Regions from separate parts of the Homo sapiens genome. Here regions 2 and 3 are each linked to region 1. The links are chromatin contacts, found by Hi-C or POLR2A ChIA-PET in ENCODE. All regions are on one chromosome and are shown on one strand. The core of a region is the stretch at or near the end of the contact, and the rest is flanking DNA. Distances in the headings are between cores, read along the strand shown.

Region 1 (2,671 bases), core at 57-2,556:
TGGCTACTGCAGCTTAGAATCCAGGACTGGCATTTACAACCCATCATCACACAGGTTCTCTTGACCCTATGTGTCGAAATTTCACGTGCGCAGAGTGCTATGGCGGATGTAGGCAGAGCAGAGCCAAATGAATAAGGTAGTAAATCAGGAAAATAAGCCTTTCTTCATCTTGGAACTACAAAACAAAATGACGTTTTAGTTGTCAGCAGGTAAAGCCAGTGGGGCCGGAAAATGAAATACGTGTGACCACAGTGGTTTGCCCACTTACAAAATTATCCTGTTTTTAGCATCTTCAAACAGGCATGTCTTTCTAAGGTAGAGGACGCGCTATATAATATTCATTAGTCAGCCCCAGGAGAAGTGTCTCCTCCTGGTTCCCCTTCTATTGTGGCATCCTCATGTGCTCAAAGTGTAGTTTTACCTACAGGTGTAAATTAGCCTATTGATTTGAATTGAACTAGAGAAAGGCAATACAGGGAGCTTTCCCAAGTGACAATACAAATAAACATCTGCAGAGTAACCACTGCTTTGTCCCAAATACAGAAATTCTCTCTGCTTTGTTTTCCTTTAGCTTCCTAATTTGTGTGTGTGTGTGTGTGTGTGTGTGTGTGTGTGTGTGTGTTAAGACTGTACTATGATTTTATCTCTTTACTGAAAGAGATACATACTAAAGTTGTCCATTTAGGGGGAATAAAACCACATAATTTTGGTTTCATTAAAACAGTCCTTTTATTTCAAAAGTAAAATTCTTTCCCTTTCCCAGGCTTTAAAATACCTGTGAGTTGCCAGCCCGTTGTAGGGGTCAGACTCTCACCAAAACATTTCTTTTTATTTATTTTTCCCTTTTATAGTTTCACTTATGCCATGATAGACGTTACCAAGGACTTAACTCTCCCGGAGCTGATGCCTAGCATTTTAAATGATGGGATCCACATCCTGTCGGAGCAGCGGCTTGATGCCAGCGTTGAATTACTATTGAATAAGCAGCAATGAAATCTTTATCAAAATAATCAGTAGTTCCAAAAACCACAAATAACAACAGGAGCCGAGTTGTACTAAATCAGCAAAGACCATTGAGATATAATAAGTGACTGAGTCACTTTTTTCTACATCCCCCCCTCTTGCAAAGTCTACTCGGCTATTTTCTTGCACAGCCTGGGGGAGGGCAGGTGGAGGGAAGGAAGGGCATTGCTCAGAAAAGAAAAAAAAAAATTGACATCACTTAAGTCACATGATTGGCAAGAACCAATTGAGATGGGCTGTGGAAAGGGGAACAGTTAAATTTGTAATTTGGGTTGTGTGAAAACTTCTTTGGGCCTCATAAACAACCACAGAACCACAAGTTGGGTAGCCTGGCAGTGTCAGAAGTCTGAACCCAGCATAGTGGTCAGCAGGCAGGACGAATCACACTGAATGCAAACCACAGGGTTTCGCAGCGTGGTGAGCATCACCAACCCACAGCCAAGGCGGCGCTGGCTTTTTTTTTTTTTTTAATCTTTAACAATTTGAATATTTGTTTTTACAAAGGTGCATTTTTTAATAGGGCTTGGGGAGTCCCAGAGGTATCCAGCAGAGGGGAGAAGAAAGAGAGATGTAGGGCTAGAGGGGTGAGGCTGAAACAGTGACCTGTCTTGGTTTTCGCTCCGAAGGTAAAAGAAATCATTGAGTCCCCCGCCTTCAGAAGAGGGTGCATTTTCAGGAGGAAGCGATGGCTTCAGACAGCATATTTGAGTCATTTCCTTCGTACCCACAGTGCTTCATGAGAGGTGAGTACATGCTGGTCTTGTAATATCTACTTTTGCTCAGCTTTGCCTGTAATGAAATGGCAGCTTGTTTCACCTCGGTGCAGAGATGCCTCGGTGCCTGCCAGTTCCCTGTCTTGTTTGTGAGAGGAATTCAAACTGAGGCATATGATTACAAGTCTATTGGATTACTTACTAATCAGATGGAAGCTCTTCAGAAATGTTTTAATAAATACTTAGTTATGCTGTTGGAGTGTTCAGTCGGTGCGTGAGAACTTTGTCAAGTGCGAGTAAGTTGTGCTGGTCTTGTTTAAAGGCTTAGAGATTATGAAGCTTGCACGAAGCTCCCTGGGTTTTATTTTGCTGTCCCTTGCCCGGAATGCCTGTGTCTGAGTTATCCTTAACTCGGCATGCTGTGTGGCCCAGAATGCAGCCTGCCCTGGGGCTTAGCAGGCACATGCACAGAGCCAGCCAGGAGGGCTGGTGCCAGTGTGGGGCAGGAGGCGGAGGCTCTCAGATAGCCTTGCACCAGCCTGGGGACTTCAGGGCCAAAGTGGCAAGGCAGCTGTCTCTATAAGGCAGAGAGTACAGGAGACTGACAGACTTGGTTAGGTTAAAATCATCAGCATGGGGCTGTGCTGTGTTTTTCCTTGTAGCCTCAATGCAAAGAGACAACCAGCATCTTTCAAGAGAGAAAGGAAGCAAATTGTGGCATACCGAGGTCTCTCTGGAAAAGGGCAATAGAGAAGTTTCCCGAGTTAAGCATTCTCGCAGCTTAAGTCGTTAGATTACAGGCTTATGAATAGGAACAGCCAGGGTGGAAAACCTGTCTCCATTTTTGAAACCAGCCTCTTGAAATGGACAAAGCTGTGGTTGAGCTGTGAGTGTGTGAGTATGTGTGTGCATGTGCGTCTTGTGTATCTTTCGTG
Region 2 (2,671 bases), core at 99-2,598, 880 kb before region 1:
TTCATTCCTTTCCTTCTTGAAAGATGTCTACAGTCTGCCTTGGTCCTTTAGGGGTCAGTATACCCTCTTTCTTTCTCACTCTCTGGCTGGCTATTGTCGTGTGTGTGTGTGCACACACATATGTGATTCAGTGACTTTCTCCAGAGGCGCCTGGCTTGAGTGAGTTGGTTCTGTGCCATTGGGAGGAGGATAGTTTCTTCCCCACAGGGGCAGCGCTGCTCTGACTTAGGGAGTTTAATGTCTTGTCAGATGTTGATGCTTTTACTTCCCTTCCTGTTTCAACTGGAATGAGTCATATTTGAAAATATTTTCATCCTTTTAGTGACTATATTGAATAACACACATTTTTCATTATTATTTACTGCAATTAACCTTAACCTCATTCTTTTCTTCTTTTAAACATTAGCACAGTTATTTCTATTATTATCTAGGTTCCCTCTGTCTCTATACTTAGCTTCATTAAAACGGATTGCAGCTTAGATAGGTTGAGAAACAGTCTTTTTTAATTTCTGGAGACTCAGCTTTCATTAATGCAATAATGAAAACTATGGTGGGAGAGTGTAGATAGTTGGCTAATAGATTGTCCCAACCTATTTTAGATCGGCTTTCTCCTCATTTGTCCTCCCCTAAACCAAGCTACTTATAAATGTTCTCCAATTCTGAGCTCTTTTTTTTTTTTTTTTTTGAGGTGGAGTCTCACCCTGTCACCCAGGCTGGAGTGCAGTGGCATGATCTTGGCTCACTGCAATCTCCACCTCCCAGGTTCAAGCGATTCTCCTGCTTCAGCCTCCCCAGTAGCTGGGATTACAGGCATGTGCCACCATGTCCAGCTAATTTTTTTTTTTTTTAAGTAGAGATGGGGTTTTGCCATGTTGGCCAGGCTGGTCTCGAACTCCTGACCTTAGGTGATCCGCCTGCCTTGGCCTCTCAAAGCGCTGGGATTACAGGTGTGAACTACCACACCCGGCTGCGTTAATTAAACTTCCTTTACTGCCCTGAGCTATTCTTATGACATTTCTTTGAGACAGGACAAGTGACTCAGTCTCTTTGTAATTTATTGAGTTCTTTGATTAAAAGAGACCATTACCAGCTAAAAATTCTACCCTCTGCCCTCGCTTTCACATCCTTCGAATGGATAAAGGGAAGATCTGTACAACACAGCCAGATATCAATACTGCTGCATCGTGTGCCTGGCTTCCTGGTGGTAGCCACCTGCTGCTTAGAAACTGTTTCAAAGGGGAACTGGCGTACTTCCCTTTTAAGCAAGAGTTACAGCGCAAAAGCTGCCTCAGTCATAATTTCTAACGTAGTCATCTCCTCTTTATAAGTGCACTTCCTCAGAGACCTGTGGACATAAACTGAATGTGTTAGGCAGAGACCTTTCAAAATTTAGACTTGTTTTCTGGACAGATGCCAGATTTCCTGGATGGCTGGTTACAATCCCCTTGTCCACCCGCGCAGTGCAGCTAAGATTGTCTGTCTGAATCATCATCCTTTTTTAGTGTGTACTTAAAGTGGAAGTGATGTTTTCCAGACCCTGTGTAGGAATGAGCTCATGTCATGAGGTTTTGCTCTGATGTTGGTTTCTCTCAGTTAGTTTAGTGACATTAGGATCTGAAGGCCGACGAATGGCTTTGATACCATTTTAAGGTGTCTTCCATTTCCAGTACTCCAGGATTATTGGGAAATTACTGGGGAGATGAAGACATTATGTAAGGTGGCAGGTCAACCTACTAGTTATTCACAGCCATTGGAAGATACTATGGGACTGTTAATAGTATGTGCTGAAAAGACTTCTCTCTTGTTGCTTTAAAAAAATGTAGTTTATTTACATGTATATTGACTTCTTTATGGTCCTATCCTAAGTGGATAAATGGCTGAATTCTATTTTTCTGCTAAGATTTTAGGCAGGAGAGTATTTTTCATGAATGTCTTGTAAATCATTAGTAAATGTTCTCTGACAAAGGGTTCCATGGCTAGATAGGTTTGAGAAATGCTGGGGAAGAATATGATGATGTCACCCGTAGGACATTTACATTGCTCTTCCTGATGCTGATATACAAATATATGTCTGTTTAAATTGATTTAATGATCTAATAAAAACTAAATTTCTCCTCTGAGAAATTGATGAAAACAACCAACCGTGAATATCCTAGCAAACTGTTTTCATGTCTGTTTTCAGATAAGCATTCCCTGAAGAATTTTATTTATTCATTTGTTTATTTGTTCATTGAACACATATCTATTTTGTGCCTTCTCTGTGCCAATACTTAGGGAAACGCTGCACCTTAATGAAAAGAAGGCTGTGGCAGACATGGCTGGTCTCAGCCATCCCTTTCCTTTAGTAAAGTTGAGTCCAATGCAGCCCAGAACAAAGGTTATGTTTCCCAGCTTCCCTTGCAGCAAGAACTGCCACATGGCCCGTGGGATGTGACCTTGAGGGCTATGTGCAGAGTTGCTGTGGGGCCTCTATGCACAGGCTTAGGTATGCACAGGTATGCACGTGCTATGTGTTTTGGATGGCAGAACAGCAGGACAGGAAGAGCGGGAACTCTGATACTATGGAGTGTTATAACACTTTGAATATTTATGATTAGACCATATTTAAAATAAATAAACTATTATCAATTTAAGTTACTGTTACTTTGACCTTTTTTAATGATAGCCAAAC
Region 3 (2,671 bases), core at 52-2,551, 510 kb before region 1:
TGCCTCCTCCTCGGGGGAACCGTGAGTCATGAGCTATCTTTGCAATTGTAGTCCTTTCCTGAGCTGTTGGCCTCATAGTCCTTGGATAATCATAAAACCCACATTTTAAAACAGCATTGCCCTCTGCACTGAAAATAAGATGGGCTTGTGTTAGGGCTTAAGGGAGAACTTTTCTTGGTTTTTGTTAAAGAAAATACATGTAAGATTTGTGTAAGAATTCTTTGTTTTGATTTCCAGTTGGAAATTATAGAAATAGAGCAAGACAGAGTTGCAAGAAGTTTTGCCTTATCCATAAAGGAATGGATAGAAAAATTATGAAATTTCCATAGCCTGGAATACACAACTATTAGAGAGACTGAGTCACAGCTATAGGGGTTGATGTGGGGGTGTTTTCCTTTCTCTTTTTGGGAGAGAAAAACAAGATGCAGAGAAGTGTTTGACAGGGGATTCTACTTTTTAAGAAAATAATGACATAAAGGATGTATCTGTGTGGATATGTGTATACGTGTCTGCATAAAACTAGATGAACCTGAGGAGGAACATGGAAGGGTGCAAGCTAAGTTGATTGTATGAGTTAATGTGGGTGGATATTGGGGAGCAGGGAGAATAGAGAGGCCAAGGAAAACTGAGAGAGAAAAGAGAGCACTTAAAATCTCATATCCACACTTAAATGTTTATATTAAATTATTAGTGTTAATATGTATAGATACATTTTAAAGCTCTATAATTCAGTGGTTCTGCTCTTTAGCAGAATTTTACTCTGTGACTCAAGATATGTTAATATCATTCTTGTGTGATTTACTTTTAAAGGGAGATGAAGATAGATTTGCCTGCCATCCATCCCGCCTGTTGAACGCAGGCAAACAGAGTCCTTGGGTTTTAATGTCTTATTGCCAGGCAGACGTGGGCTAGACTTGAATCACCACCTCCCCAGTCAGGTCTCTGATGTGTAAGACAAGCAGCATGGGAAGAACCAGCTGCCCTGCAGAAGAGACGCCTGTCTCTCCAGATAGAATGGAGCGTTTCTGTCCCTCGGGTTCCAGACCACCACAGACTCACCAGCTCCAGCCCCTGCGGTCACTTGGCCAGACAAAAGCAAGTTCTTTTCTCACAGCACAGGGCCTCCTCTTCTGCAAACTTAGCCCCTTCTGTTGGGTGTTACTAAGCCGTGAGTCTAAATATGGCACATGGCCGTTGGATGGAAATCATTTCCAGTAAAAGAGGATGTTTCCTCAGCAGTTTTCAAGCTGGCGCTGACTCAAGCATCCTCGAGGGAGACCATTTAACTGGTCATTAGGGAGACAGCAAAAAGGCATTGAGGAATTCTGTAACAAGATGCGTATCCTGTGTGGAAGGCCCCCTGGGACTCTGACCATTGGCTCTCTGTGCTTGCTGGAGAGGTTTTATTGATGCTGCATAAAAGTATTTTGCAGCAACAAATCTGTTAGTTGTGCATTGGTTTAAAGATGCTGTACTGTACTGGATCCAGCTTTGTGAGGAACAGCACTGAAGGTGAGACGTGGCACTCAGACAGTAATTAAATGTTTAAAGATGATTAATACCCAAGTCAATACATCATCAGAGGTAGAGAAGAGAATTGAGGCCTTGAAAGGAGAGGTGAAAATTTATGCTGAGATTTTTGGGCAAGCTATTTACACTGCCCTGAAGGCAACACATACACTTACTTACAAATTGAAATGTTTGAAAATCAGAATGTAAACACAGTGAGGATTCCTTGACGTAGACTCTATAGTGCAAAAAAGGGTTTACTTGAGGGGTATGTAGGGTCTGTCTGCTATGGAAAAAAAATGATCCTTATGAGAATAAAGTGTCATAAAACTTCAAGGCTAGTACTTGTAGACTGACAAAGATATAGCTACTGAGGATGATAAGACCAATGATCTGAATTCAAATAGGTCCTTCAGGTTCTGGGATCATTCAACACCTATCAGAGCTCTAGCAGCAGGTCCATAAGAGTAGGGGTTCACTTTGCACAATGAAGCATGGATTCATAGGATCTTTGGTGTAGGAACCCATTCCACTAGGGTTCATTCCTGTTCCCAAATATTTTCTTTTTCAACACTGTTGATGTCGATCTTTAGGGAAGCGTTTCAAAGTACATGAATGGCAAGAATGAGAGAATGTATTTTTAAAATGGAAGATATGCTAAAAATGTACTTTTTAAAAGGATCTGAATGAAACTACAGTTACTTAATCAAGAAACAATATGACTAACCACAGCTGTGTAGTTCTTAGAGAGTATTTACGAATGCGTGTCGTCAATGAATGTGTCCTGGGCATGGACCATGGGGTCAGAAACTTTTATTTATGTATTCACTTATTTATTTATCTTCTAAGTCTAGAACTTTCTTTCTTACAAATAGGAATCTGTAAAGTGTAGTAAATCAGGCTTATTTGTTTTAAAGAAGTCATTTGAACTATTTCTCCTTTAAAACAGAAATATTTTTAGGTGCAACCTGTTGCCCTTGGCAATAGAAGTGCTGCTCTGTTAATCTTTGCTCTGATCTCTCTTTTCATGTTGTGATCTTTTAGACTCTGTATTGGTCCTAAAATGATGGGTCTTTATCCTTGGGATAACTCTCAGTGCCTTTCCTATAGGAGGTCAAGGTCAAGGCTCCTTGTAGTGACACAGAGTTGGGGCTTTCTGCAT

The links. Hi-C counts contacts between places; a loop is a spot of excess contacts on that map. ChIA-PET counts read pairs that join two places held with the same protein, here RNA polymerase II (POLR2A). Pooled maps may share reads with other maps.
Region 2: a loop to region 1 is called in a map of endothelial cell of umbilical vein, with 12 times the contacts of the local background. The contact joins the enhancer-like site here to the promoter of RUNX1 in region 1. A Hi-C loop is called at or near these places in 20 of 168 maps with a recorded cell type or tissue (CD14-positive monocyte, HCT116, HepG2 and 11 more), 7 of 37 single-sample maps with no recorded cell type and 26 of 50 pooled maps. POLR2A ChIA-PET finds 5 or more read pairs at or near these places in 3 of 52 experiments (BJ, PC-9 and activated B cell).
Region 3: a loop to region 1 is called in a map of chondrocyte, with 2.7 times the contacts of the local background. The contact joins the enhancer-like site here to the promoter of RUNX1 in region 1. A Hi-C loop is called at or near these places in 1 of 168 maps with a recorded cell type or tissue (chondrocyte) and 4 of 50 pooled maps. POLR2A ChIA-PET finds 5 or more read pairs at or near these places in 2 of 52 experiments (AG04449 and PC-3).

Annotation. Positions count from the first base shown.
Region 1 is chr21:35,047,937-35,050,607 of GRCh38, reverse strand. It overlaps RUNX1 (RUNX family transcription factor 1), which reads left to right and starts at 1,306. Exons shown (of 9, transcript NM_001754.5): 1 at 1,306-1,440; 2 at 1,650-1,766. The coding sequence starts at 1,709. RefSeq lists enhancers at 1,464-1,583, 1,944-2,083.
Region 2 is chr21:35,931,153-35,933,823 of GRCh38, reverse strand. No RefSeq gene overlaps it. Among named protein-coding and RNA genes, the nearest start is that of LINC01436, 73 kb to the left of the region's middle. Within about 2 kb of position 1,348, at least 24 of the 41 ENCODE cell types and tissues checked have a DNase peak (open chromatin) inside an H3K27ac peak, as active enhancers do; they include CD14-positive monocyte, HCT116, OCI-LY7 and 8 more, where a contact is called at or near this core.
Region 3 is chr21:35,562,666-35,565,336 of GRCh38, reverse strand. The region is part of intron 1 of LOC100506403 (a long non-coding RNA gene); the gene reads left to right. Among named protein-coding and RNA genes, the nearest start is that of MIR802, 160 kb to the left of the region's middle. Within about 2 kb of position 1,301, at least 6 of the 41 ENCODE cell types and tissues checked have a DNase peak (open chromatin) inside an H3K27ac peak, as active enhancers do; they include PC-3, where a contact is called at or near this core.